Linked DNA regions of Mus musculus: region 1 is linked to region 2. A link is a loop called in an ENCODE intact Hi-C map of the cell type or tissue named here. Cell type or tissue: left cerebral cortex. All regions are shown on one strand. Links, peaks and the distances in the headings refer to the core of each region. The heading gives the core; the rest is flanking DNA. Region 1 has its middle 62 kb from the start of Gm46033. Region 2 has its middle 34 kb from the start of Gm46033.

Region 1 (15,620 bases), core at 2,848-10,847, 97 kb after region 2:
AATGGGAGGAGAGAGCTGTGAGCCCAGGAAGCCAGCGATGGGAGACTGTAATGAGGTAAGATGTTTTAAAGTGGCTGTTGGAAGTGATTTTTAAAGTGATTTAAAAAAAATTGCACAACTTAAAGTTTCAGAAAACTCAGCTATTTTGTGAGAAATTTAACGTGGGAGAAGCCCCTGGTACCACAGTTCCTTTTAGTGCAGGAGAAGGCTGTCTTTGCTGACACCTCATGCTTGATTAAAAGAAGGAGCCATCTCTGTTACTCAGGTAGATGAGACACAATAACAGCAACAAACACTGCTTGTTTAAGAAATGAATCTGGGAGAAGATATGTATTAAAAATGAGAATCTCTCTTGCATTATCAAAAAGAAGTGCAGTTTGCTGAATGAAGCTTTGCACAGCATTCTGGGTAGCGCACATGTGGGCTCTTTCTGTTCAGAGTGCATATGACTGAAGAGAGGCTGAAGTTTGAGATACATGATTTCATATGAGCAGCCTCCCCCGGCCCACTGTAAGATGGCAGTCTCATCAGCACAGCCTCCTGTTCACCTTAGAGTTGGAGTTTTGTGTCTGGTTTTAGTGTGGAACAGAGACTGAAAGAAAGGCCACCCAGAGACTGCCCCACCTGGGGATCCATCCCATATACAGTCACCAAACCCAGACACTATTGCAAATGCCAAGAAGTGCTTGCTGACAGGAGCCTGATATAGCGGTCTCCTGAGAGGCTCTGCTAGAGCCTGACAAATACAGAGGCAGATGCTCGCAGCCAACCATTGGACTGAGCACAGAGTCTCCGATGGAGAAATTAGATAAAGGACTGAAGGAGCTGAAGGGGTTTGCAACCCCATAGGAAGAACAATAATAACCAACCAGACCCCAGAGAGCTCCCAGGGACTAAACCACCAACTAAAGAGCACACATGGTGTGACCCATGGCTCCAGCTGCATAGCAAAGGATGGCCTTCTTGGGCATCAATGGGAGGAGAAGCCCTTGGTCCTGTGAAGGTTCCATGTCAAGATGCCCCAGTGTAGGGAAATGCCAGGGCAGGGAGGCGGTAGTCAGTGGGTGGGTGGAGGAGCACCCTCCTGGAAGCAGTGGAAGGGGGCAGGAGCTTGAGGGGAAACTGGGAAAGGGGTTAACATTTGAAATGTAAATAAAGAAAATATCAAAAAAAAAAAAAAAAAGAGTAGGCCTTGCTGAACAAAGCCTAGAATTTTAAGTCCCCAAAGGACTTAAAGTCTCTCTCTCTCTCTTTCTCTCTCTCCCTCCCCCTCTCTCTCTTTCTTCCTCTCCCTCCCCCTTCTCTTTCTCTCTTTCTCTCTCCCCCCCTCTCATTTTCATACTTGATGTGGCAAGCACCTACATTTGATTGGCTTTGATTATTTTTCCCCTGCTTTTTTAAACATAGGACCTGTACATTTCGTTTATAAGGGCAGGGAATTACTCCTTTGATAATTATTGAAGCCAGGAGCAAACAGAAAATTATGGTATTTTCAGGCAATGGGTACCTAAAATTGCACATTAGTCTTACCAATTCCCCAAATAAATCATGTCACATATTTTCCAATAACGCCTTCTCTCTCCCACACAATCATTGGGTCCTGTTATGACATCTTCTTGCCTGCTGAGTCCTCTTAGAATAGGATGCCATGGAGGATGGAATCATAATCCATCCTGAGTACCAACTTCATCACAAGTACCCAACCTAGATACTCAATTTATCTGGTAGGTTTGGGATCTTGCACACCAGTGTCCTGAGGGAGGACAAAGAATATAGGAGTGTATGGGCATAGTATCCTGTGACTCTTGGGATTGCAGGAAGTTATCAAGCACAGGAAAGGTCTGAGCTGTGCAGTGATATGTGAGATTCATCACAGTGCCAGGTTCCTGTTCCATCCCAATGTGCACCCTGATTGGAGTATTGACATAAGGGAACTGAGTGGGGCTACTCTGTGGGAATCTGCCCACATCCTTCATCAGTACAAGGAGACTGAAGTGTGGAGGTGGTATTTCTTCAGCTCCTCCTCTGTTGAATTATAGGTGCAGCTTCCTGTGTATAGATGCTGCTCTTCTGAGAGAAGGAGCAGCCGGAAGAGGAGAAAACTGGAGCTCTGTAGGTATAGGCAGCAGGGGGTATCAGAACAGAGTAGATAATTATCTACGTTAATTTATTATAAAAATTCAACAAATATTTTAGCCACTGTGAAATTAAGAAAGCTTCTTCTATATGTCCTTTTTAAAAAGATCCAGCAGAGAACAAGCAGACGTTTTAAACTGCATAGAATTTATTGAAAGACAGCACACTATACTCTAAAGCAAAGCATAGAAATAAGAGGCTTTGGCTTATGAAACATGTTGAGCTCTTCCTGCTGTTAAAGCATATCAGAGCAACTTTGCCAGAGGGATCTGAAGGGAAATGGAGTAGAAAACGGAGATGGTTTTAAGTTATAAAGTATGATACAAAAATATAACTAAGGAGAGCATATAAACCTGGTCTTTAAAAAGAACATTAAACAGGTCATTTAAAACCTGAAAATATAATTAGGGGTGAGAACTATATTATAATACAATGTCATGCATTGCATTGAGCAGTGTGCCTGAGATTAAGTATTCATGCTGCAGTTTGTGTTCTGCACATCATCAAACTGACTGGAAGCACTACCGAAAATTTAGGAATGATGACTGACAGTACATCATTTCATGAAAGATGGGTTTATCACTAATAAAACTTATAAAAGGTCATTGTATCTGCTGGAGCAGGTGTTTGGGAACTGAGACAGTTCCCAATTCTGTACCCATAAACCTTCCTAGGAACACAAGGTAATTAAACACCCCAAACAAAACAAGGGAAACTCAAAGAGGCTGGTATCTCTGAGGCAATTCCACCATGTTCCTGCTACTGTAGGGGTCTCCTCTGCCTGATCTTTACTGCCGGCTGCTCACAGAGACACACACACTATCCTATTCCAGGAAGCCTGTCTCCATGAGTTTTACTCATCTTTGACTAGAACTAAGCCTTAGAGCTTAGCCTCCCCCTGTCCCCATTGCTCTTTCCAATTCCACAACCATTCGTCCAGGCTCGGATAGACTTTCATAGGGTCTAGAACAGATGAGGGGCTTTCACTAGCCGTCAAGGCCAGCAGACAAACTCCAGGACCCAGAGCTCTACATGTTGTCCAGGGTTAGCCTGTGGCTTCATCTTGGAGCTTGCCTGTGATTGACCAGTGTCTTGATATTTATAAGAAACACTGAGGTCTGAGTATACAGATCAGTCAGTAAGCGCTTGCAAAAATGAGGGCCTACGTTCAGATCTCCAGTACGCATGTAAAAAGATAGCATATTTGTAATTTCAATGATGAGGTGGACACAAAGGGATGCCTTGAACTTGCTAGCCAGGCAGAGAGCAAGTGGTGATGACACTTGAGATCAACATTTGGTCTCCACGTACACATCCATCACATACTTGCAAGCATGCCCGCCTACCCACCCAATAGGAACGTTCACACACACACACACACACACACACACACACAGAGGAGGGAGAAGGATATTTGAGACAAGAACACAAGCAGATCAGTTCATGATTCTGTCCTGGATAACAGATTTGGGTCTTAATTTTCTTCATATCATCTGATAAAGAAGAAATCTCCTTAGTGCTGTTGATGGTGCTCAGGCCTGACAGTGACATTCTGTTGTCTCGGCACGGTCTGGTGTGACCATAGGAGTCAGAACAGCAAGCAGTGCTGAAGTGTCTGTGGCTTCCTCAGTCTGTTAGTGAGCCAACTAGCAGCAGGCGGCTAGAAGACCACTGTGGACCACGAGTCACATGCTTGCTTCCTTAACATCACACAGAGGCAATCTGAAGCCAGGATCCTGGGTGGGAGTTCTATATCTGAGCATCTGAGTCAATTTATTCAGTGAATCATGGCATCAAAATAAAAAAGGCATAGAGGAGAAAGGGGGTCATGATAGGTATCAGAAAATGGACATTTCATTCACGTTTTTGCTGATTTATTAAAAGCACCAGAGAAGCAATTGATAAAAGGTGGAGTTTGGGCAACAAAGCAACAGGGAGACAATGTTGTGGAGATGCCTAGCCTGGAGGCAGGGGGCTGCCCGTGGACTGTCAATAGGCATAAGTGGACTGATGCCAGTGTTTCCTGAGTGGGTAGAGTCAGGCTCCTTCCCACACTTGTCCCTCCCTCTCATTTTCTCTCTCTTCTCCTGCAGTTTTCTCCCTGTTTGTCTGTCTCCCTGTCTATTCCCACTTCATTGGCTTCTGTCTTTGTCCGTCTTTGGTTTTCCCAGAACCATTGGCCAGACACAATGTTTAAAATCATTTTCTCAGGTAGGTGTTGGTCTCTGTGAAAAATATTATTCCCTTCTCTCATGATACTGTACAGAGGAGGGGACTTTCTGAAAGCTGATTCTGCCCTTTGATTTATTCAGGCTTTCCCCACAGACACTGTTATATATAATTCCTGTGATGGTATGCATCATCTTGAAGGTCAAAGAAGTTAGGGACCTAACTTATAATCTTTACTGTTCTGGTAATATATTATATAAGCCCAGTTTGAACTATTTTAAACTCAAATTGAATTTCTGTCAAGTAATTCCTGTGATGTTTAGTATGACTTATGAATCGTCAAGTCTCAACAAGAATCAGCTGCAAAAATATGTTAAAAGGAAAGGAAGAAGACGATTTTACCAGTTAACTTGGCAATTACCACATGATGATAGGAATATATATTTTTCATTAAATTTTCTTGGGGTGTTTATTATTTCTTGTAGTTGGAACATAATTTTTTGCTTTTATATAAATCATACTGGAGAATGGGTGAAGTGGAGAGAGTATTAACCACTTTTCATATTCATATATACATATATACATATATACATATATACATATATACATATATACATATATACATATATACATATATACATATATACATATATACATATATACATATATACATATATACATATATACATATATACATATACACATATACACATATATACATATATACATATACACATATACACATATACACATATACACATATACACATATACACATATACATATATACATATACATATATACATATACACATACACATACACATACACATACACATACACATACACATACACACACACACACACACACACACACACACACACATACACATACACATACACATACACATATACATATACATATACATATATGAGTCAATTTATGCAGTAAATCATGGCGTAAAAACAAAAAAGGCACAGAGCAGAAAGGGGGCTATGATAGGTATTAGAAAATGGACATTTCATTCACGTTTTTTGCTGATTTATTAAAAATACCAGAGAATTAACAGGGTAAAAAGTGGAGTTTGGGCAACAAAGCAACAGGGTGACAATGCTGTGGAGATGCCTAGACTAGGGGGCTGCCCGTGGGCTGCCAATAGGCATTAGTGGATGTGTGTGTGTGTGTGTGTGTGTGTGTGTGTACATGTGTGTGTATAGAATCAAATTCCATTTCTACATAGGCAAGATAGACTTTTGAGACAGAACTTTCAAGTTTGGTAATTCTTTTTTGTCTTACATAGGAAATTACTAATTTAAGAAGAGGTATCACATGAAGAACACAGGTTACAAGAGATTAAAGCAGATCCTGATGTGAGACAGGGCTGCTGGCCTCCAGCACACAACCAAGCTCTGATGAGCATGTGTAGCTGCAAACCGAGTAACTGCCAGGTTGAGCAGAAGGACTTGACAGGACACAGAAACACTCCGAACAGCACTGTCATGGCAGACCCATGCCTGTGCTGACACAAGGTATTAACGACACCAAAGGGCTTACTCGGATAGAAGTATGTCAAATTGACACAGCTAAAGAACCTCAGTTAAGAAATTACCTCCATAGCTGTAGGCAAGCCTATAAGGCATCTTTTTAATTAGTGATCAGCCCATTGCATAGATGAGTCATATGTGCTCGCAGAAAGCCCCGCCCATTGTGGGTGGTGCCATCCCTGGGCTGGTACTGCTGGGTTCTATAAGAACGCAAGCTGAGCAGGGCATAAAGAGCAAGCCATTGGCTCTCCAAAAGCATGAAATCTGTTAAAAATTAAAACTATAGTCATTGTTTGGGTTTGAGAGGAGAAACATGGTTCTTGAGAGGACGTTCAAGTTGAATCGTCCTTGAGGCAAGAGCTATATCATTGTAAATGCCGGAAAGCAGATGGATAGACAGACAGACAGACAGCACGATGTGGGGGTCTAAATAAGTTCCTGGCCTGCCTAAGGAAAGTTGAGCCCACTCTTTTAAAGTCCTTTGTGAGTAGGAAAGTAAAGGTTAGGGAAGGGCCAGGTGTTGGGTCTTTAAGAAATGGGTCAAAAATTCATTGACTAGGCTAAAAGACATTGTGTTTTCTTGCATTTATGGCTGAGGCTAGTGTTTGCAAAGGACATTCCTTGATTGGACCATCCAGAAGAACACAGGGTCTGGTTCACGTGGTATGTGACCAGTAGTCACTTGTCCTGTCTGCAGCCCTTCTGTTTGGGGCTTTGCTGTCTGTAGAATAACTCCTCGGCCTCTATAATCTCACAATAGTATGCATACTAACTTTGTTTAAACATATTAGAAGAGCAAGCATCAAGTAATGGGGTAACATTCCTGTAACAGAAAACTACACTGGGGCATTTGGGGATTCTTCACAGCTCTGTTTCTGTGTGTGCCTTGATCGTGAGGTCTGTGGCAATGTGATTTGCTGGGCATTAATCTGCAGGTGAGCTTCATAATCTGCTATCTGCACATTTGGAACTGTACGGCACAATGGTGTGACACTCTAAGTGTGTATCAACCATATGTAAAGTGTGGCAATCGAAGAGGTTATGAGCTACACTGTAGAGTCATGCTTGCTGCTGCCAACTGAGTCCATTTATTCTAACAGAGGCTTGTTCCCAACCTCAGCCCCTCCCACGCTTGAAACTGTGTACAAGGAGAACAAATGAGGGCAGCCTTTGTGTTCCTTGATGGGCAGGGCTTCTTTTACATCGAAAGCAGTTTTAGACAATGCGTTAGAAATACACTCTCAACGTTCTGTTGAAAATCACCAACTAAAGAGAACGTAGAAGCTGGGTGGCATGTGCCCACTGCTGTAATTTGAATTTAACTTGAAGGTTCTGATCCTTACCTTAAGGAAGCTTTTTAATAGAAAAACTCTGCAATAGACTTTGACAATGTGTAGGGCAGGGTGGGGGGGGGGGGGCGGTATTTTAGGATAGTCACTAAAACCTTTTCAGGAAAATGTGCAAACTTAAGTCAAACTGTAACGCAGGAGCAAAGCACTTCAGTTTTAAGAATCAACTGACAGCTCCTTTTGGTGTTTTGGAAAGTCTAGGTGGCAGGTTGCAGAAGCCGGGCATGGTCTGTTTCAGTGAGGGAGGGCAAAGGGGGATGTCATACTCACACTCTGTGTGACATCATAAGGCACTGATAGAATAAGGCAGTAAAGATGAAGTACCCAAGTCCTTTGATCGGTGTTCAGTTAAAATTCAGAGGGCTTGTTGGTTTTCCCCTAAGCTTTCTAAAAATAGTGTGCAAGGAACAGAGTGTTAGCGTGGGCTGTACTGTTTTTAAGAGGGCATTTTGATTTCATGGTGTGCTGAGAAAAAAAGCTGGTGATGGGACCCATCTAATTGTCAAATGGGTGTACTTGATGTACAGATCTTTACTGTGAGCTTAATTCTCCTGCCTGATCTCTTTTTATTTCAGCCTCACACAGAGATCTCAGCAGGATCATGCTTTGTTGTCCTGAAGCTTGCATGGGAACTTGAGAGCACAAGGGGTCATAGGCGCTCTTATTTGCTTGACTCATGACAAGAGAGATCGCTTAGCTTTCTGGGTGATGTTTTCTGTCTTGATAAAGGATGATTTAGAATTCCAATCCACATGCCGCTTACTCATAATGCCAACCAACTCTAACTTTTATGAAATATATTTATGACGGATGTAAATTTAGCCAGCTTTTTGTAAACCTCATAAACCCCATGTAAATGTCCTCTTTGGGCATTTTAAATAGGAAATGGATTCACAGAAAGGAATTAAAAAAGATAAATTCTACCATATAAAAATAATTATTCTAAGCAAAGAACTTCTCCAAATGCCCTTTTGTGAGAAAAAGATATTTAAAGGAGCCATCTAACTAGTACCAGATTTCCTCTGATCGCCCCGCACCATGCTCCTCTGAAGGCGAGGAAAGCTGAGCATTTGTGAGATGAAATGGATGTGTAATTTTGGGTTCAGATGTGATATTGATTTCTTGGGTTTGTGTTGATTGTTCTCATTTCAATTTTGCTTCCATTGTTCTCAGGTATTTTCTACCCATTGTGAATGCAAAATGCTGAAGCGCCTGTGTCCCGAGAGCTCACATGGCTAGGGGCTTTACACTACAAAGTCAGAAATAGGCTTCAGGGAAAAGAGGACAAAAGTTGAGCATTTATGTAAGATGAATGATTATGAAACACCAGCTTTGCTACACCCGTGCCTTTTGTAATCACATAGGCGCGTGTGTGCACGTGTGTGCCTGGATGTAGGTGTTTATGTGTAAACTGTATAGAAGTGTGCCACTAAAATATGCTGCATATTCATCCTCATAACCCAACCATTTGATAGCATCAAATTTATGCTTCCCTGCCACAAAAGTTATAGTTTTATAGGAATTTTAAAGTGATATTTCCAAACAGAAAATTACTTGTATTTTTATAACAGGAAAAAGAGTAGCTGAAACAGATTTCAATGCCCATTCTTAGTCCCAACTCACACATATTTTTAAAAGAGATAACATTTTGGTCACTGACATGATACTGTTTTTGCTAATCATTGGCTTCACAGATTAATTTTCTTATAACAGTGGTTCTCAGCCTCCGTATTGATGTGAAATTTTAATGGAGTTCTTTATGTTGTGGTGACTGCCAATAATAAAATTATTTTCATTGCCACCTCATAACTGTAATTTTGCTACTGTTATGAATCATAATGTAAACATCTAGTATTCAAGATATCTGATATGCAACCCCTGTGAAAGGGTCTTGTGACTCTCAAAGGGGTTGTGACCCAGAAGTTACAAGCCACTGCATTACAACAATGCATTGTGAAATCTGCTTAAGCAAGTCGTCCACAGAAGTCCAGCTCTGGGCTTCTAACTGTGCATATAGGCACAGTTTTCTTTTTCTTACCTTGGAGATAATTCATTGATAAGAGCCAAGAGCAGTGACATACAACGTTAATCTCAGATACCGCGTGTACTGGTTAGTTTTGTGTCAACTTGACAGAGCTGGAGTTATCACAGAGAAAGGAGCTTCAGTTGAGGAAATGCCTCCATGAGATGCAATTGTAAGGCATTTTTCTCAATTAGTGATCAAGGGGGAAAGGCCCCTTGTGGGTGGGACCATCTCAGGGCTGGTAGTCTTGGTTCTATAAGAAAGCAGGCTGAGCAAGCCAGGTGAGGCAAGCCAGTAAAGAACATCCCTCCATGGCCTCTGCATCAGCTCCTGCTCCCTGACCTGCTTGAGTTCCAGTCCTGACTTCCTTTGGTGATGAACAGCAGCATGGAAGTGTAAGCCAAATAAACCCTTTCCTCCCCAACTTGCTTCTTGGTCATGATGTTTGTGCAGGAATAGAAACCCTGACTAAGACAAATTGGTACCAGCAGAGTGGGGTATTCCTGTGGCAACCTGACCATGTTTTGGGGAGGACTGTGGAAGGACTTTGGAACTTTGGGCTTGAAGATCCATCCGTTGTTAAGAGCTCTGTCGGATGTTGTGTAGGAGCTTGGAAGATAATGTTGAGAACAGTGCAGAAGATGGAGGCCTGGCTTGTGAAGTTTCAGAGGGAAAATTAAAGACTCTTTTCAGGGACATTGCTATTTTGGAGTTTGATTATTCTGTGGTTCTGGTTAGCTGGGACTGAAGAATCAGTTGTGATTAACAAGATACCAGAACTACTAAAGCAAAACCTTTGCATTACTGGGACTATTGATGCTGGTTAGCTGGAGCTAAGAAATTAGTGGTGATTAAGAAGAGACCAGCATCATTGTGGTGACAACTTCTGGGAAGTGTTTTCTGAAAGCACAAAGAGGCTGTGTTCCAGAGATGGCCAAGGTTGTACTCCTGCTGCAGCAGGACTTGGTAATATGTAAGAGTCACCCAGGTGGTACTGGTTTTGAAGGCATGAAGGGGTCATGCAAAGCAGCTGAAGCTCGGCACTGTGAGAGGCCATGGAAGGCCATTGGTGAGGGTGCAGCCTCAGTTGCAAATGAAGGCCCAGGACTGAAGGGGTCATGCAGTGTTTTGGAGATGCCAGTACCATGAGATGACCACCAAGAGCAGCAGCAGCACTGGAGTACAGGCATCTGGAGCCTAGAGGATGATGTGTGTGCTACAAAGGGCATGGCTGGAGAAGTGACCCAAGCCCTTGGAGGAGCCCAGAAGATCGTGAGTTGGATCCCAGACATTGGACGGCTGGAGATTGACTTTTGCTTTTGATTGTGACTGTGCCCTGATATTTTCCCTCTTGAAGGAAGAAACTGTTTTAGTGGAGCCCACAGTTAAGAGACTTTTAATTGTAAAAAGACTTTGAATTTTAAAAGAGATGGATATTTTAAAGAGATTGAAAATTTAAGAATATGTAAAGACTGTGGGACTTTTAAAGTTATTTAGAATGGGGATGAATAAGATTGTAAGGGTTGAGGCTTACTAGTGATGTTTTTGTGTGTCAAGTTGACAAGGGGTCAATTGTACTGGTTAGTTTTGTGTCAACTTGACACAGCTGGGGTTATCACAGAGAAAGGAGCTTCAGTTGAGGAAATGCCTCCATGAGATGCAATTGTAAGGCATTTTTCTCAATTAGTGATCAAGGGGGAAAGGCCCCTTGTGGGTGGGACCATCTCAGGGCTGGTAGTCTTGGTTCTATAAGAAAGCAGGCTGAGCAAGCCAGGTGAGGCAAGCCAGTAAAGAACATCCCTCCATGGCCTCTGCATCAGCTCCTGCTCCCTGACCTGCTTGAGTTCCAGTCCTGACTTCCTTTGGTGATGAACAGCAGCATGGAAGTGTAAGCCAAATAAACCCTTTCCTCCCCAACTTGCTTCTTGGTCATGATGTTTGTGCAGGAATAGAAACCCTGACTAAGACACCGCGGCAGCTGAGGAAGGAAAATCACAAGTTCAAGGCCTGACTTGGCTGTTGAGTGTGTTTAAAGCCACACCTACATACACGTGCACACATGCACATATGCACATGTATGCACACAATTACAGCTTAGTGAAAGAGTATTTCAAATAAGAAAGCAAGAGGCCTGGTGGTGTGGCTCAGTGGTAAAGCGTTCACCGAGCATGGAGAGCTTTATGCTAGGTTTAGTCCTCAAGGCCATAAAATAACGCAATGCAAACGCAAACCCCAAAGAGCCTTGTGGCCATGTCATTTTCTTTCTATTGCTGTGATAAACACCATGAGCAAAAACAACTTGGGAAGGAAATGGGCTGAGAATACATGGGGTTTGGAAGCTCAGCCCTAAAACTGACATCTATGCTGTTCTCCCTAAAGCTCAGGGGACCCTGAAGAGGAGAGAGCAGAAGGAATACAAGAGTTGAGAGATGGGGAATATCTGTTTCTGGCCATGGGACAGCTGTTTTAATCACAAATAAGACCGGCCCTGTTAACAGTCAGTCATGGATGGTAGAGGGCTCATGGGACTTCTGCCCTGTCTATGAATCATTGGCAGCTAATAGATTTTTAAAGAGGAAGAGACATTGTCTTTTTGAGAAGCAACCCTGGTACTCAAACAGCCCTGGTTCAACTAAATGGTTATAAAACAGATGAGAAAATATGACCGTGGGAAAGGTTCCTACAGGGAGGAAAGAGAGTTGATGGAGTGGGAGAGAAAGAACAGAGAGCAGAGCTGAAGAGCAGCTTCAGTGCAGTTCTATACATGTATCTTACCATCAAAGAGCGATTTTAATTAATATGGAAACCACCTGCAATACAACAGTAAAGAAAATACGACCAACAATGAACTTAAAATCTGCATAGCTCTTTTCTTACTGTTGATGCCCCAGTGACACTTCCTTTTCTTAACATTTTAAATTAATCCTTTGAGGATGTATACAGTATATTTTATCATACCTACCTTATCTCCCTTCAACTCTTCCCAGATTCCCCTTGCCATGTACCCACCCCCCAACTTAGATCCTTTCTCCTTAAACCATTGAGTCCAACCAGCGCTATCCATAGATGTAGGACCATCTCTGGAGCAAGGGTGTCCTAAGAGGCCACTTCCTTGAAGAGAACTGACTCTCACCTCCTTTAACAGCCACCAACTGCTAAAGCCAGCAAGCGATGGGGGTTCATGAGCTCACCTACCTCATCTCCACATCTGGCTGGATTTTCTTTTTCTATCTTGCTCTTTTGTAGCTCTTAAAAAGAAAAAAGTATTCTTGATGCTATTGAATAACTCGTGAAACCCTTTAATGCTGGAGTCTGATGGCTTTCTTCACAGATGGCTAGAATTTCTTTTCTCCCCTTTGCTCAGCTGAAGCTGTCGGAGTAAATGCTGCTCCAGCCTTCAGTTCTCTCAGCCCTATCAGGACCTCAGGGGCAGGTAGGCACTGTTTACACAGAGTAGGACTTGGGAAACCGATAATGAGTGAAAATGATTTGCTGTGATTTTTTTTTTCTCTTTTTGAAAAGTGGTTTGGTTTCTACAACAGGGCAGCAGGTTGGCAGTAACTTGTATACCACCTGCAGCCCGCTGTTACTTCTTTATACCCACAAATAGAAGTGAGGAGCTACTCTTCAACTTTAGCAGCTGAGGAGCAGAGAGGGCGAAACTGATCCCTGGCTAATTTTAGTATTGCTCTTAACATGGTTTTGGTCAATGACAGAATAAAAACAAAAATCAGGCGCAAATCAAGGGGATTGAGTGTGGCAGACAGAGGCATCAGTGCAAGAGCCAAGCCGTGACATAATTACACACATTTTATCCCTTCCAGTGTCAATGCTGAGGTCAGGTCTGAGAGTGCTGATGTCTTACTCAGGACATGTTCATTATAATAAATGTCTGAGTAACATCGATGAACAACGCTAATGACGCCAGTGTTAATTCGGATCAGCCAAGTCAGACTGGCCAAAGCATTACTGAAAGCAGCACTTCCTTCTTTGCTATATTCACCCCGTGGTGAATATATCTAAAGGCCTTGTTCCACCATTAAGATTCTCCTCTAAGGGACGTTCGCATCTCTGCTCAGGGTGACCATTTACCTCTTTATCCTTTCCTTACTTTAGCATCTGTGTAAAGAGAGAGAGAGGAAAAAAAGCACTTGCCTTGCAGCAGATTAAACCTCAGGTGTGATGAAACCACACAAGAGGGCCACCAAAAGAAGAAGAAGAAGAAAAAAAAAAAAACCAACCTACTAGCCTAGAGCACTAAGAGATGCATTAATTCAGTATGCCGAGATGAAAAACGAGCTGCAGAGTGTGTCATTTATAACTGCTTATTCTGAGGCACTGACTAAATTATAATTTGTTAAATAAATTTGAGTGCATCTGGGAGCTTCTAGGTGACTTGATTTTTGACACTACAAAGTTCTGTTAAAATGGCAAAAAGCACTCTAATTCATCTTGAATTCTCCCTTAGCAAAGCTATAGAACACTGAAAAATGGAAGGACTATTTCAGGTCATAGAAACCAACTTTGCATCTTAGGAAGCAAATGGTACTGAGGACAGGAGGAGGAAAGATGAACCAATCAAAGCTAGAACTCCCAACACAGAAGACATCTCGGCCATCTACAAAACCTGTAACGTCTCCTATTGGATAAGCTGGCTACACAGAGCACCGTCACCTAGAGCTGTGATCCTGTGCTCAGCGATCCAGAAGATCTCCTGCTCAGAACTGCCAACTGAGGAGTGCTGGGTGGGGCTGCCATCAGGATGACAGGAAAGATGTTGGAGAATCCCTGTGAAATCTGACTAGCCCTGCCAACATGAGGTAAAGGGTGTGAAGACTAGTTCATTTGAAAGGAATTGCTTAGAGAATAGAGCCATGGGGTACTTTGATTGTACAAGAATATTTAGGAAGATTTCAGCCATCATGTGCTCAGTGGCCACTGGTACTATGGCCCAGGTAGTAACCTGGGCTGGTGTCAATGTTGTTCACAGGACACAGGCTATACAGAAACGAAGAACATAAAAATTGTTGGTATATAGATGTCTCAGCCCAAATTTCAAAGGAAACCCTCAGAGGCCAGACAGTGTTCAGCAGAGTGGAAATCCCTGTAGGGAGGCCATGGAAGGAAGGCTTAATATGAGATGTTCTGAAGATGATTTCAGCCCAAGCTTCTGTCTGGACATTTCACCAGGATGGGACAGAAAGACAACTGGTCGACCTTGTGCTCATCAGTACCCTGCGTTACTGCTTTCCCTACAAGCGCTGAATGTGGATCCATTCACCGCTCTTCAGCTGAAGATGTCAAGTCTGTATGTGACAGAGCAGTTTTCCTCTGCGAAACTTCACATTTAACCGTAAAGCATGCTGCTGATAGAAAATCACATCTGCTTATCCACACAAGTGTATTAAGCCCTCATTTGTCGCCTCCACACTTTAGAATGACTGGTGCTTGTCATGGTGCAGTCTTGCTGTATTTTATATATGTGTGTGTGTGTGTGTGTGTGTGTGTGTGTATATATATGTATGTATATATATGTATCCACACACACTCAAGTGTGCACACTGTGTAGGTATATGGGAATATGCACATGCCACCACACATGGAGGAGGGAAGAGGTCATAGGACAATTGTAGGAATCCATTTTCTCTTTCTCTTGAGAACTTAAGAATCCAACTCAGACCCTTAGGTTCGGCCATAGGTGCCTTGAGTAAATAAGACATCTCTCTCATCTCTGATTTATTTTAACCAGAGATTCCCCAGTATCAAACACTATGATGCTATCTCAGTACATAAATAAGTGTAGGATATAATTTTTTTCTGAAGCTTCTTGCTTTGTAATGGATCCAGCTTCCATATAACACGTATGTGGAATCAGCTGTGTGTGGAAAAACAGCATGCTCTAGGCTACAGATGCTTTCTTTTAAAAAAGGAAACAGTATCATGGAGACTTGGGGGCCAAATCACACAGACTAGAAATGACCCTGGAATGATAGCTGTGTTCCCACTCAGAAGCACAGAGTGGTGAGTCATCACTAAGAGCCATTTCTCATCTGAGATAATAAATTAGAACAAACTGTATAAATAATTTACCTACTTGGCCTCAGAATAAGCCTTTTTTATATATATAAGAAATTTATTCTGTAAGAATAAAGCGAGAGATTATGCTAGAGTCATTTGATGTTTCAGTTGCCACAGGAACACAATGGTTCTATTTAAGCCCTGGTTATTAAAATTATATGAGCAGCATTCAAGAAATATATTTTGATATCTGCTATTATGTAACACGATATTTGTTTTTCTTCTTGACAGAGGAAAAGCTCTGTCTACTGCAAAGCAGGTAGGACAAGGAAACAGAGTGAGTCCATCCTAACTGGCTTCTGCCTCACTCACTTCAGGCCAG
Region 2 (15,620 bases), core at 2,690-10,689:
TTCGTGGTGTGACTTCTTTCTTTGCTTAGGGGTCCTGACAGTTTGGTTACTAAGTTCTGTTATCTCCTATCAATAATTGTGGGTCTTTAAAAATTCTACTGTATAGGGAAGTTGGATTGCAATAGAATAGAAAGACATATGGATATATAATGTAACACAGCTGGCAAAGTTTTTCTCATGTTGGTGATTATGTCCGCTGCTATGTACCAGCGTGTTAATTTTAGGCCATGCCACTTGTCAGTTCTTGAGGTAGCTTCCTGTGCTCTTGGGGCCCTCAGAAACATGCCAATATCTTGAAGAATTCCCCCATATTTTCTTCTAGTTGTTTCAGAATTATAGGTGTCACATTAAGGTGTTGGATCTCTTGATCTGTTCCAAGGGAATAGACTTTGTGCAAGAGGAGAGACCAAGATCTGGTTCTATTCTACTTTGTGAGGCTATCCAGTTTCCCTAGCACAATTTATTGAAAAATAAATCTCTTTGGTGTATGTCTTGGCAACTTTGTTCAATACAAATGCTTGTTGTTGTGATAGACATCGGTGTCCACATTTTTTATTTATTTTATCGACCTGTGTAGTCCTTTTAATGCCAGCACCGTGCAGGAATTGCCACTATAGCTCTATGGTACAATTTGAGATTGTGAATTATGATACCTATAGCAATGATCATTTTATTCAGGATTGTTTTCGTTATCCAGGGTCTTTTGATATGAATTTTTGAGTTGTTTTACTTGTTTTGTTAGAAGGTAATTGGATCTTTGATGAGCACTGCTTTGAATTTATAGATTGCTTTCCGTGATACTGCTGTCTTCACAATATCAACTCGGCCACTCCTTGAGCACAGAAAGTGTTTCCCTCATATTCTGTTGCTGTCTTCAGGCTGAAGACATGGCTCCACAGTTAAGAGCACTGACTGCTCTTCCAAAGGTCCTGAGTTCAATTCCCAGCAACCACATGGTGTCTCACAAACATCTGTAATGAGATCCAATTCTCTTTTCTGGTGTATCTGAAGACAGGTACAGTGTACTCATATTGCTATTTTCAATGTCTTAAAGTTTCACTATAGATGTATTTTGCCCCCTTGGTGATATTTATTCTAAGTCATTTGTTTATTTATTTGCAGCTATCATATATATGAGTTGTTTTTTTTTAAACTGATCTATTTTTAGCAAGTTTGTTATTGATATGGAAAAGCTAATGGTGTCTTCTTGTTGGTTTTGTAGCCTAGATTGTTGAAAGTGTTTATTAGATTTAAAAGCTTTCTGGTAGAGTTTTTAAAGTCTTCTAAGTATAGGGCTGCACCATCTGAAAGTAGGAATAATTTGACTTCTTCCTGATTTTTTAAAATCATCTGTATTTCTTTCTCCTGTCTCTAACTAACTGTTGAGCACTCTATTGAGTAAGACCAGCGAGAAAGGGTACCTTCACCACACTCATGATTTGGGTAGAAATCTTAGTTTTTCCATATTAAGTATAATGTTGGTTATATCTTTGTCACATACAGCTTTAATATATTACAATATGTTCCTTATATTCCTAGCTTCTTTGGTGGCTTTTATCAAGGTATGTTGATCTCTGCAAAGCCCCATTTTGCTTCTATTGAGATAATTTTGGAATTTCTTTTTACCATGATCCTATTTATGGCTTTGCGTTGTATTTATTGATTTGTTTGGTGCAGCACTTTTCTCCATGTAATGAATTCAGCTTGGTCTTGGTGTATCATCTTTTACATGTGTTCTTGAATTAGTTTTATAAGTATTTATTAAGAAAATGTGTGCCCTTATCCATCAGAAAACTGATCCCTCTCTTTCCCTCCCTCCTTTCCTCCCTTCCTCCCCCCTTTCTCTCTTTCCCTCCCTCCTTCCCTTCCTTCCTCCATTCTTCCCTTCCTCCCTTCCTCCCTTCCCCTTCTGCTCTCTCTCTCCCTGCCTTCCTTCCTCCTCCCTCCCTTCTTCCCTCCCTTGATGTGTGTGTTTGTGTGTGTGAGTCCTTGTGTTCTTTCAGCATGGAGGAAATGCTGGATCCCTAGATTGAGTTTGGTCATGCTCCTTCCCTTTCTAGTTTGTGGAAAAGCCTGAGAAGTATTTCAGTTAGGGCTCCCTTAAAGACTCCATAGAATCTGGCAGGGAGTCTGTCCAGTATGAGATTTATTTCCTTTAGGGTGATATTTTTATATTACTGCTTTGATCATATATATATATATATATATATATATATATATATGTATATATATATATATATATATATATATATATATATCCAGGAATAATTTATCCATTTTGCCCATATTTTCCAGTGTCTCCCAATTCGATTTTTCAGAGTCTTCCCTAATGATCCCTGGATTTTATGATTTAATGATCCTTTGTAATTTGTTGTAATAATCCTAATAAACCAGGCCCAGAAAGGCAAACACAACATTTCTTCTCACGTTTAGGATATAGATGTAAACTTTTATATATGTGCATCTTGTGGGGGGCGGCAATAGGGGGCCCTGAAAGGAGAAGAGGAGATCTTGGGGGAAGAAGCATCAGCAAGAGGGGAATGTGCACACAGAGGCTTGGAACAGTGGGTGGATCCATCTGGAGCAAAGAAACAGACTGCATTCACTACTCTTCTATTGCTGTAGGAAAACACCAGGAACAAAGCAGCTTAAAGAAGACGGGGTTTCTTCGAGCTTACAATTCCAGAGGAGTAGGATTCCATCACAGCTGGGAGACATGATAGTGGGAGCAGGAAGGTGAGAACTCAGATCCTTTACTGTAAACACTGAGTGGTATGAGCCACTAGAGATCTTAAAGTTCTCAGAGTCCATCCTAGTGACATACTTCCTACAGCTGTGCCTCCTAAACCACAAGCTAGGGACCAAGTACTCAAATGCCTGAGCCAATGGGATAGAGTCTCAACTCAACCATTAGAGGGACTATTAGAAAGGAGGGAGGGGAACAGCAGTGGGAAAAGGATGCATAAAAACACACACACATACACACAACACACTCACACACATACACACACTCACACACACACATTCATATACACACACATATACACACACATTCATATACACATACTCACATATACACACACTCACACACATACACACTCACACACCCATTCATACACACACACATATACTCATACACATATACACATGCACACATATACACACACACATACACACACGCTCACATATACACACACTCACACACATACACACACATTCATATTCATACATACCCTCATACACATACACACACATACACACCCATACATACTCAAACACACATATACACATACACACTCACACATACACTCACACACACATACACACATGCACACATATACACACATATACACACTTATACACACATATATATATACACATGGACATACACACACACACACACATATACACACATATACATGCATACACACAGACACACACGAACAAGCTATAATGTCGTTCATTACTTTGTATTCTATCTTCCTATCCTCACAAATTAATTTAAAGAGGAGAAAAGACAGAATAATATTTAATATGTAAGAAAAAATCATGGCTGAAAAAGCAGACACTTGTAGATAATAGTGAGATGTGTGAATTCGTCCCGTTTGTGGGATAACAGTCTGCTAATCCATTTAGAACTCTCCCAAAACAGGGTGTCAAGAAACCAAAGCTACTCCTCTTTTGTCATTGTTACTTTTGTGCCTGGGAATGCAGGCATCACCCAGCACAGTGTGGACCCATTTTGGCATAAGGTCTGTTTGGTGAATCTTCCCCTCTGTGCACTGTGCAGTCAGCAACACTCAGATGGCTTCTTCTCAGACATCTCTGGTGCTTACCCTGGGGTGTGGGCACATGGCCTTTCTTATACTATGAAGCCCCAAAAGAACCAGCCTGCCTCCATTTTAGGCTTAAAGCTATTTTATAGTAAAGACAAACTAGGCTTATTCCTGATTATGACTAAATCTCTGTTTTTCAAAGATTGGGCCTATAACCTCAACAACAGATGTTCCTCACTGCTTGTCCAGGAATTGCAATCGTGTCTTTGTTTCAAAAAGTTGTTTGTAACCATCTTGCAAGCCCACCTTTGTATCTAAAGGGTTGTTACGGCTCCCTTGTTAGACTCCCTTGTTATGCTCCAGCTTGCAATGTGTCTTTGTTTCAGGAGGGACTAACTTGTTATGCTATATTCCGCCCCTGTAACCCTGCCTATTTTGCTGACAAATCTCCAGTTTGGAAACTCCCTAGCCCTGAGTTATAAAAGTGTTGTCTTCCTCACATCCAATGCCGACCCTTAGAACACTACCTTAGGGGGAGGCAGACATGAATAAAAGGCTTGCTTTAATTCAGTCCGTGCTTTAATTAATTTGGCCATGATGGGTTGGGTAGACGGTCTTTCTGCCCCATCTTTGGGACTAACAGCCCCGTTTCAGTGGATGACCAAGAGAAGAATAGCAGCCGTCTCCCAGACCATGTTACCTCGTGGCCATGAAGCTTTTTTATTCTGTTTTATTCTTTTTATTCACATCTCTTTTACTTTTTGTTTTGCTCTGTGGTTTAGAGTCAGGGTCTTGGTATATCTTCTAGTCTGGCCTTGAAATAATCATCTTTTTACCTCAAACTTCCAAGTTCCAGGACTATAAGCATGGATAACTGTACCTGGATTTATATTTTTCCAAATAAAAGAATAATTAATTTGAATAGTGTATATTATGGAATCACAATATGGCATATGGTTCTCATTAAGCTATCAAATTTTATAATATATAATTTATAATCATTATCTGATATAAATATTATTTACTGAGCATAGCTCTTCTATTCATATTTGTGGAAATAATTCATTGAGGTTGCTTGCTATCATGCTTATCAATGAATAGCAATCCACAGTCAGCTTTTGTAGTGGTTACAGCCAACTATAATTTATGACTTGTTCTTGTTTCTGAAAGGCAGACACCCTCCCCAACCCTCTTTTCCTTTAATCTTGAATGTGATGTTTCTAAATACAATGAAAATATTCAGGATGACATTTATGCTTTATCTAAATCCTCCCCCCCCCCCCACTTCACTAAGTAGAGACTTTTCAATAATGCTTATCCTATCTGGTAAAATTCACGTTCTTTTGAGATTGATTTCCGGAGAATATTCATTTAGATAATGCTGAGAACTGACACAGTTTCTCTGATTTCGGGTGACTGATTGTTCAAGGTGGCTCTTATGCATTCGAAAGCAATGGCAAACAGCAAATAGTAGAGACTGCTTTACAAATGTCGTCCAAGCACGGGCATTCTTAAGGCATAGAAGCTCATTGTCAACTCAGTCTAAAGCCCTTCTCTTATGACACACAGGAGCTCAGGGTCTCACAGAAGTTCACACAGCACTTCCAAGACTGAGCATGTGTGCAGGGAACACACCAAGGAACTACTTGCACACGTTATAAAAACACGTAAATGTAAATCGTAATTGGCAGGAGCTTGGTGAGGACAAAAGAGCTCAAAAGAGTAATGACTCCCTGTTCTAGTTAGCTTCTTTGTTGCTGTGATAAAGCACTGTCCAAAAATAACAAATAGAGGCTTTATTTCATCTTACAGCGTCTTTATCATGAAGGGAAGCCCAGGCAGGAAGTCTAGGGCGGATCCCTGAAGCCGGAACTGAAGCAGAAACCTCGAAGGGCTGCTGCTCACTGGGCTTCTCCCCGTGCCCCACTCAGCCTGCTTTTTTTTTTTTTTTTTTTTTTTTTATCCAATCCAGAACCTCCCCTTTAGGAGTGGCATCACCCACAGTGGCCTGAACCAGTCTCCAACAGTTAAGGAAAATGTCTCCCAGACCAATGCAAGCAGTCGGTTCTTTAACTGAGGTCCCCTCTTCCTACCTGTGTCAAGTGGACAGCCGAAGCTAACTCTGACACTTTGGGTTCAAAATATGCTTAGCTTTTAAGCTGATATAAAGAAGATCCCATCTTGGATGTGTTATGGTCACTTGGCAGAGTGGCAAGATTTAAAATGGGAATGTACTCCTTATTGTCAAGTTGATGTGACCTGGAGAGTCCTCATCTGGCTTCTGTATTGTAGCAGTATGAAATCCTGCTCACACCCCAGAACATTCCTGATAGAGAAATGTGTTCGGTCACCTGGGCAAAATGGCTTTACTGTCCGCACCTCTCCCCCTTCGAACTCTTGTTCGTGTTTTCAATAATCTGAAATGACAAGTAAGTAGAGAATCAGTCTGAAGCCAGTTGTAAGTCCAGCACTCAGGAATCTTGAGACAGGAGCATTGCCATGAGTTAGAAACTGCCCCAGGTAAGATAGATAGAGCAATCCCGGACTACACCACAGAGTTGAGATTTTTATCTAGAAAAGAAAGGAAAAGAAAAGAAAAGAAAAGAAAAGAAAAAAGAAAAGAAAAGAAAAGCTACCATGAACAACAGAACGGTTCATGGATAAGTGTGTGAATCAGGGCTATCTATACATTATGCAAAACTTTAAAGGGTTGTTTTGCAGGGCTATTGAATCCTAACAACTGTGACTGCTACATCCCTGGCTCAGGACAGTGACCCTGAAGAGGGCATCTTTGCTTTGACGCTAGAAGCTCCACAGACTCTTTGTAGACGAGGCTGGCCTCGAACTCAGAAATTCACCTGTCTCTGCCTCCCGAGTGGTGGGATTAAAGGCGTGCACCACCATGCCTGGCCCACCGACTCTTAATATTCAGTTCAAATGCCACTTCCTTCCCCTGCTGGTCAGCACCAAATATAATGTCTCCCCGTGAGTCTTCCTTCTTGATTCAGGCATCATCAGATGTCTTGGGATGCGCATGCATTGTTTCCCTGTTGGGGTCTTTCTGTCCCTGTCAGAGGACAGATATAGTGTTCACTTTTGTGTTTGAAAGAATAAAAGGTAAGTGAACGTGGCTCATGGTGAGAGACACAGATGCCTGGCTTTGGGTTGACATGACCCTTCTCTTTTCTTGTCTCACCCAGCACCATGTGAGGCCTATTAACACTACTCAGGTTTCTTCCCCTTGGTCTATTACAGTCCCTGGTGTAACATCTTGGATTTGCATGTTCTCAGCTCCAGGGAAGTTTAACTCTCTTTAGCATTTGCTCATCTTAAAGTTTTTACCCACGTTACATCTCCAACTTGTGGTAAAATTAGCAATGTAGGGGTGTGTGTTGGAAATTGATGATTATTATTAAAGTACTATTCTTTCTGGAGAGGCCCAGTGATCTTTTAGCACTTGAATAATATGATTGTTAATCATTATTTCTTGTAGCACTACACTGCGATACACCAAATGCAGACATTTGCATAGATTCTCATTTAATCTACTTTATAGCAGTGTAAGATCTAGATAGTTATTAATCTAACTTTGCATCTGAGGAAATGAGCCCATGTGAACTTGGCTCTCAGAATCAACGTCTGGGCTGAAACTCAGAGCTTTTGGCCTCAAGTTCACCTTCCACTAGGAATCCCATCACTGAATGTTCTGGAACTTCTGCTTGCCTCCAAATTGTAGTTGGCATTATCAGAAACTTGTTCTTATTAGGCATATGGAAATGGGAACTCGTGACCCTTAGCGACAGTAATTTGATATGGGAGAGCTGGTGGTATGGGGCAATGCAGGGTAGAAAACTGACATTCCCCCTAATGTTTGTACAATTAGAACAAGATGCAGTCAAGCCAATGGTCAGCACTGGTTAAGGTTAGATTTGCAGTAAAAATCAAGTGTCTGAAATATACTTCCATCCTTAGGTCTCCTTGGTGATGATTTAGAGGCTCATTTAATCCTGACTTTTAAAAGTCACTTCATTTTCTCATGCATGATGGAAGTGGGGAAGACAGAAGTTTTGTTTGGCAAATGTTTTAATTTAAATATATATAAATAGAAATATAGCATGTGTACTCATCTCTAATATGCAGGGTCTATAAATAGTGGGGAAAAATCTCTTGTTGCTATAGTAACCAGGAATTTCTTTCGGTACATCTATTTTTGTGCTGTATTGAGGTGCAAAGGCAGTTTTCTAGTGGGTTTCCCTACTGTGAAGATTTTCTCCCAAAGTGCTCATAACTCCCACCTTGCCTAGTTCCGCTCGGAAGGTTGTGGGTGTCAGGCGTGGCTTGGAAATGTGTCATTGCTTAGTCGAGTACTTGGATCGCACAGCTGTGTCAGTCACACACAGCACACGAAGCTGCCTCCAAGGCTGCTGTGACGTTCCCGGACTTTAAAGACTTTCATTCTCTGCTGCCGCATTGTTAAGAGGTGGCACCTTCGAGAAGGGATGGGGACTAAGAGTAGTGCTCCAAGAGGGCTGACTATGCCTCCTGGAAGGGGGTTTCATAGGAAAACTCTCCCCAGTCACCCTCCCTTCCTGTCTCCTCTCTCCCTGTCTCTTCTCCCCTTCTCTCTCTTCCTTCTCCCTCCTTTTCGCTCTCCCCCTGTCTTTCACTCCTCCCTCTCTAGTCTCCCCCCACGTCCATCCTAGCAGGTGATGGTGGATCACAGATCTCCCCTCACAAGGTGTCCCTTGGTGCCCTAACTTCCTGGGCATTGTAAGAAACTCGTCTGTCTTTGATGAATGGCCTGTTCTCAGGATTCTGCAGAGAGGAAGGCAATAGGAACAAAAAGGAATAAAATGTTTCCTGGGGAAGGTCACTGCAAAGTGGCTTCTGTCCGGTGACACTCAGGAACAATGGAAACAAAAGGCCAATTGGAGAAGGTTGAGGACACATAGGGAGGAAGCCAACATCATGGAGCCTCTCCCTCAGAGTCCTCTCTGTTCTTCTACACGTAGAATTCCAGACAAAGCTAACTTCATCATCAGAAATGAAGTGAGAATGGTCCACAGAAGAGTCATAAGTGTCTGTTGGCTCTGTCCTGTGGAACCCTCAGGAAGTTTACAAGATGACATGTCCACTCACTCATAACCAACAAGCTATTGTCTCAGAGTGGCTGGGCACCAAGCAGTCATGATGATGCTCTTGATCTCAATACTTAGGAGGCAGAAAGGGGGTGGATATCTGAGATAGAGGCCAAGCCTGGTCTACACAGAGCGTTTCACGATGGCCAGGGTCACACAGAGAAATGCTATTTCAAAACATCAAAAACAAAAAGCAACAACAACCACCCTCCCCCCCCCCCAAAAAAATAACGAAACCAAAAACCCATAATCTAAAGCAGAGTGGCTATGTTTTCTTTAGTCTCATTTGATAGACTCACAGGCAGATAGAAGAGATAGGATATTTCCCAGAAAAACAAGGACACGAAAACATGCTCTGACCATAGCCTTTCAGGAAGGGCGCCAGAGTGCTAGCCAGAGAGTGTTTCTTTCGAGCGTCCCTGAGTTGTGAGCCAAGGCAATGAAATGGATAGTTGTCTGTGTTGGCCAAGTCCAGGCTGCTCTGACTGGTTCTTCAGAGGATTGAAGGCACAGTTTGATTTCCATATATGGCTGGCTAGTGTTCCTTGGAACATTATTTCGTCAGTTGGCTGACATCCAGTTGTAGCTGTCTCCCTCCTCATACCTCCTTTGCCTCCTAGAGCCTTGTCACTTGGTTTCTCCTGTGGGCTGGTTCTTCCATCCCCAGTGATGGTGCTGGCTCTTCCAAGGAAGGAGGTGCTCCTCCTTCCCTCACAGTTGCAATACAGGACCTTTGTACCCTCATTCCATACTCTGTTCCTCACAGGACCCCCTAACACATTTTCCCTGTTCTTGTCTCAAGGAAATATCAAGACCAGAGAAGATTCTGTTCTTTTTTAGCCTGCCTATCTGCATTAGGGATGCTTACTGGGTCGGCTCCATTTCGCTGTCTAACAGGCATCTGAAATTTAATTTGTCCAAAGTCAGAGTACTGATTGCCTAAACCCTGGCAATCAAAGCGTGTTCTCTCAGTCTCCTACCTAAATAGAACATGGTGCAGCTCTAAATCCCCCCTGGCCTTTCCTCTACTGAGAAAAGATTGAGAGCTCTTCAGAAATAAAAGGGAAGAAATAACAAGAACAACAACAACAACAAAACCCCAAATGTATCATCTATTCCTTTGTCTAGCAACAAAGGTGCAGAAGTGAAATGGACTCCTTCAGTTGAGTTGCTTTGCTTTGAAATGATAGAAATGTTCTATTACAGTGGCTCTCAACCTTCCTAATGCAGTGCCTTTAATATAGTTCCTCATGTTGTGGTGATCCCCAACCATAAATTATTTTTTGTTCCTACATTATAACTGCAATTTTGCCACTGTTATGAATTGTAATGTGAACATATGTTTTCTGACTATTTCAGGTGACCCCTGTGAAAGAGTCATTAGAGTCCCCAAAGGGGTCATGACACCCACGTTGAGAACTCCTGTCCTAGATGGTGTTTCATTGTGGCAGAAGGAAGAACAGGTGTCTGCAATGTTGCATGAAGCATAACTGGTGTCTGCAATGTTGCATGAAGTATATATGTTTCAGGATAAGATGATTTTATTGTACCAGAAGTGGGGTTCCCAGTGGTTCCACACCTTTAGTGAAGCTTGATTCTTCTACGTGTGTGCTGCTGTTATATTTTCCTTTGGCTGCTCACCACCGGGAAACCATTGGCTGGAGTCTTGTCACTCTCTCTGCACTGTGCCTTCCCACTGACTACTGGCCAGGCATCACTCTCAGCATTCTCAGGTTAATGTGGTTACGTTATAACAATTCCCCATTGCTGTACATTTATGCAATGACATAAATCTCAAAGCACAATGCTGACTTATCCTGGCAGGTCTCTTAGGCAAGGCTGTGCACACACGTGGTGTTGGTCTCCACCATCTTGTCTGTGGTAATCTCAGCTCACATGGAGATTGTGTTAGAAAGGGGATTCCTTCCTTCCTGCTTGGATTGGTGTCCTTAGTATGGGATCCATAGTCAGGCAGGTTGCCTTCCACTTATAATCCCAGCACTCAGGAGACTAAGGCATGGGGTTGCCATAAGTTTGTGGCTATCTTAGTCTGCATAGTGAGTGCCAGAAGATCCTGGGATGTGGAATGAGGCCCTGTCCCAAAACAAAGAGAAAAATGGAAGGAAAACCCTAACTTCCAGACATGTATGCGATTTGTGTATCTATGGTGGTTTGAATGAGAATAACCTGCATAGGCTCACATACTTGAATGCTTAGACCCCAGTTGGTAGAACTATTTGGAAAGAATTGGGTATGGGCTCGTTGGAGGAGGTGTGTCAGTGGGGGTGGGATTTGAGGTTTTTAAAACCCATACATTTCCCACTTAGCTCTGTCTGCCTCTTACCTGTAAATCAGGATGCAAGCTCTCAATTACTGCTCAAGCGCTATGGCTTCTTGCCTGCTGCAGCTTATACAATTTAAGGAGGGAGTTCTGATGTTGAAGTACTCAGTCTGAGGCATTCTGCTAGAGTCATCAGAACTGACCTGGGAGGAAAGAGGGTCTGTCACAGACCCAGAGCTCTGGCTAGATATATCTGGGCTAAGGGGGTTGGAAGAAGAACCACCAAGTCTCTCTTGCAGAAACTGGTTGGTGCTGGGCAAAGAGTAGAAACCTCCTCACACAGGTGACCCAGATACCAGAGATATCATGGCTGAGTGTCTGCATATACAGTTCTCAACACAGTTATAACTAAAGGCATGCTGATATTCATTTAGAAAATGGCCACAGCTAAATTAAAAAAAATATGTAAGGTAACTGTTTTAGTTAGGGTTTTATAGCCGTGAAAAGACACCATGAACACAACAACTTCATAAAAGAGAACATTTAATTAGGCTGGCTTACAGCTCAGAGGTTTAGCCTATTATCATGGAGGGAAGTGTGCAAGCAGACAGTGCTGGAGAGGTAGCTAAGAGTTCAACATCTGGATCTTCAGGAAACAGGAAGAGACAGAGAGCTACTAGGACCAGCTTGAACATTTGAAGCCTCAAAGCCTGCCCCTCCCCAGACAATACTTCCAACAACAACCGCTCCCCCTGGGTCTATGGGTACCATTTTCAGTTGAACAACCACAAAGGCTTTACCATGTTGTTGAGTGGCAACATTTGGAAGTCCTTTTGATTCTTCTTAGTCACCTGGAAAGGAACTTCTTTGCCATTTTATTTGAAAAGGCAATCTATAAATCGTAGGGACTTTTTCTTTAGTTCTACACAGAATTAACTTTCTGGCTCCTGATACAAAGCTCTATTTCTAGCAACTTGGGTTAGCATCTCAATTTGAAAAGTATTAACCAGCTTGGATTGACATTTGTAGGCAACAACGGGCATCCTGGAAGTACTGACACGAGTGGGGGAACATTGGTTCCAACACTGTTTCTGAGAATTTATGGGGTCTTTTGGGGGGGGGGGTTTGGGGTTATAGCTGCAATTAGGAATGGTGAAATAGGAACCATGACTGTAAAACTTAATTTCCAAAGGAATGAATGTTCTTGCAGAGACAGATGAATACGGCCGAATTTTCCAACTTTCCTATCTTTTAATTTCTTTTGTAAGTTTGTTTCTTCTGAGTAATGATTCTTTTCTTGCGATTGATAAAAGCCAAAAGGATTTCTTGTAACTATGCAAAGCAACTGGAGAGTTTTTATATAACATATTCATATGGATGGTATTTTTATAAACATTTCTAAGGCTCTCAGGAAATAGAAAAAAACTGACTAAGAATATTGAGACAGTGATAGAGGAGAAAGAAAAAGGAGAGAGGGGTTGGGAGGGAGAAGTTAGAAGGGAGAGGGAAAGCAGAATGGGAGGGAGGCAGAGAGCACAAAGCTAGCTAGCATCTGCCTTCTGTCCTGTGGTACACTACAGCAGTGCTCTGTTAGAACCAGGCTGTGGGGACTGATCTCTTCAGAGCCTGAGGCACGGCTTCCCTGTGATTCATGACAGTGCTAAAATGTGCCAGCATGTCAACATTACTCAACCATAAGCCCAAGTGCAGCCACTAAAGACACATGTTTCCTGGGGACTTCAGGGATAAACCGACTAAAACTGCCACGGAGGACTTCACTTGCCAGGTATTTTTCCGATCTGTGAAAGAGGGAAATAGGTACGCTATGCTTCTGGGTGTCATATAAGGGAGGCAGAGCAGAACACTAGAAGGACAATGCTGATTTCCAAGTGTTGATGTTGATTACTGTGCAGGAGGCTGACTTGGTTTACCCAGCAGGGAAGCCCCTGCCAGAGGTCTAGGCCCTGTGTGATCCCTCAGCTGTCTCATAGGAATTCTTGGAAATGGCCAGGCTCTTGAAGGCATGGATGCAGGAAGTAGGAAGGGAAGTTCTGAAGAAATGCTGGCCTTGGAAGCAGCAACTATTGGTTGAGAACAAAGAAAGAGGAGATTGACAGGGCAGGTTCAAGATGGACCCAGCACACTTGGCAGAATCAGAGAGTACAAGGAAACACTACTGTGAGACCAAAAGGATGATGAGTAAACCAAGGAACTGATGGGTAAGCAACAACTTCACAACAGACAAGGTCTTTATCTCACACAGTGTGCTCTAGGATGTCAGTGGGATGGTAGCTCAGGATGCACATGAATGGATTCCTTCTGATACAAGGCACAGTGCCTTTCATTGAGTCCAACTATCTCACAGAATACTGTATGGGACTCTTGTTTCTAGTTGTCATATTACATCATAATTGTCCCTGTGAATTCTCCCTCATCTTTTTGAGTCCTTTGGGGTTTGGCAGTGTTGTTCCCTAGTACTTTTTTACACTGTGGGACACATGGCAGGAGTCAGCTCAATGGGTATCAGAAAAATGATAGACTCAATCCAGATGATAAGCTTAAGTCTGAAAGAAGACAATTAAATGTTGAAGTTGCTTTCATAATTACATTCAGCTGATTTTCATATATCGTCATGAAATTATCTGTTTTAAGTCTACAGGAAGAGTCATGCTTTCTTGTTTCCCCCTTCCTTAGTGTGATTTAGACTTTAGGTGACAGGACTGATGGATGCTATTTAAAACAGACATTGAGGATTTAAGAAAAAGCACACCCATCTCCAGGTTTGTTTACAAACATATGCAGATTGAGGGCTATTTTAATCATGAGACATATCATTTTATGTGTTATACAAATTGGCTACTTTTGCTTGAGTTTATCTATTTTATTTCTAACTTCAAATGCAAGTATTTATTGAGAATGGCTTTTCTCACAAGTTTAGAGCGGGGAGGTCTGTGCCTTATGTCACCTAGGCCACACTACCATGACTCTGAGCCAGCCCAAGTTTCCTGAACAAAGGCATGGCCAGCTGTGGTCCTTCATCTTAGCATCACTTCATCTTAACATCAGTCTCTTGCCCTTTTAGTTCCTTTGGGATGTTTTCCTAAGATGATGAGGAAGACATCACTTTTATTTCTATAGGAACCTGGCATAAACTTTGTGTTTCCAACTCACAGATCACACCTTAGACTAGGAGATGGATACTGGGATAGTGTCCAAACCAAAGGAGCATGCAGCCTCAGCCTCCACTTGTCAATCAAGAGTCAATAGAGGCTGCTTGGGATGCTGGACCTTTGAGATAACTTTCCATAGCTATCTCAGGATCTTTGAAATTCGGGATCTCCGAAAGCCTGGTAATGTCTACACCTAAGTGTTCACACCAGACATGGGGCTCAGTAGACAATCTCATTTTGAATGCTGAGCATCTTGGCTCGCTGCAGCTTTCCAGTACTCAGAAAGGAAATGTCCCAGTGCAATCAGGGAAAAATGTATGCGTGCTTGACTGTCTGCCTCTTCAGACCACATGCAGTGTCTGAACAAGTGCCCTGATTTCATGTAAATAAACGGTTTAATGGGCATTATTTTACTTTGTATCATAAATAGAAAGAGATTCAGAAAGCAAAGGAAGACAGCAGGAGGTGTGGGTTCCCTGAAAAAATACAGTGTCAGGACCCCATGAGGTCCTGCTCTGAGCTGCAGAGAGAAACAAAGGGACAAAGCAAAATAGGGAAACTCTGGGACAGCTTGGGGTAGAAGAAACTTGGAAATATGGCAGCTTTATTCTAAAACACAATGCAGATAAATTATTGCTTTCATTTTAATTCATGTCACACAAAAGCTAGAAATAGGCTGGGAAGATGCTCAGAGAGCAACCCTTGTTCTCTCATTAGGTGCAGTCTCCTTCATGTGTCCGATAGAAAACCCTATACCATGACTTTTTGCCTGACTTTCCAGTCAATCAAAGATCTATCAAGACAGCCAATGGACATTTTTCTTCCTGCATTGATCTTTACTTCCAGGAAGGTGAACTTTGTAGGCTGCTTGGTCCAGGAGAGACTTGCAAGTGAGGGGAAGCCTAGAGATGCTGTGGGGAATGGTTGGAAATTTTGAGATGTAGACTCAGGTGCTCAGACTCAGGCTCAGGCCATTTATTCTTCCCTCTTCATTTCAAACTGGATTTGTCACTTTTTACTCTAATTTCTCAAACATCTAACAATTATGATAATGACTCAGAGGAATCATACACACTTGTCTGGGAATTGGCTTCATGTATTTGTTCCCTCTTCCCCCATCTGCCTTTCCATGTGCACATACATGCAGGGTCACGCAAATAGTTGAGCCTACACAATCGTGCACAAGTATGCTCATGTAATTTCTGAAGCATTCTAAGGGATAAAAACCCTGTGTACTTTCTCATTAGAATTCCCC

Evidence for each region. Peaks named below come from ENCODE experiments on the same cell type or tissue, not always from the same donor. Only the 100,000 strongest peaks of a DNase experiment are listed, where the experiment ranks them.
Region 1: a loop joins it to region 2, with 5 times the contacts of the local background. A loop is called at or near these places in 6 of 42 quality-filtered maps.

Annotation. Positions count from the first base shown.
Region 1 is chr8:15,584,762-15,600,381 of GRCm38, forward strand. No RefSeq gene overlaps it. Among named protein-coding and RNA genes, the nearest start is that of Gm46033, 62 kb to the left of the region's middle. In left cerebral cortex, for the core only: no CTCF peak of the experiment used is centred there; DNase peaks (open chromatin) are centred at 6,991, 7,657, 7,905, 8,293 and 1 more place; H3K27ac peaks cover 1,486 bases.
Region 2 is chr8:15,488,359-15,503,978 of GRCm38, forward strand. No RefSeq gene overlaps it. Among named protein-coding and RNA genes, the nearest start is that of Gm46033, 34 kb to the right of the region's middle. In left cerebral cortex, for the core only: no CTCF peak of the experiment used is centred there; DNase peaks (open chromatin) are centred at 6,954, 8,096 and 9,467; H3K4me3 peaks cover 307 bases; H3K27ac peaks cover 2,708 bases.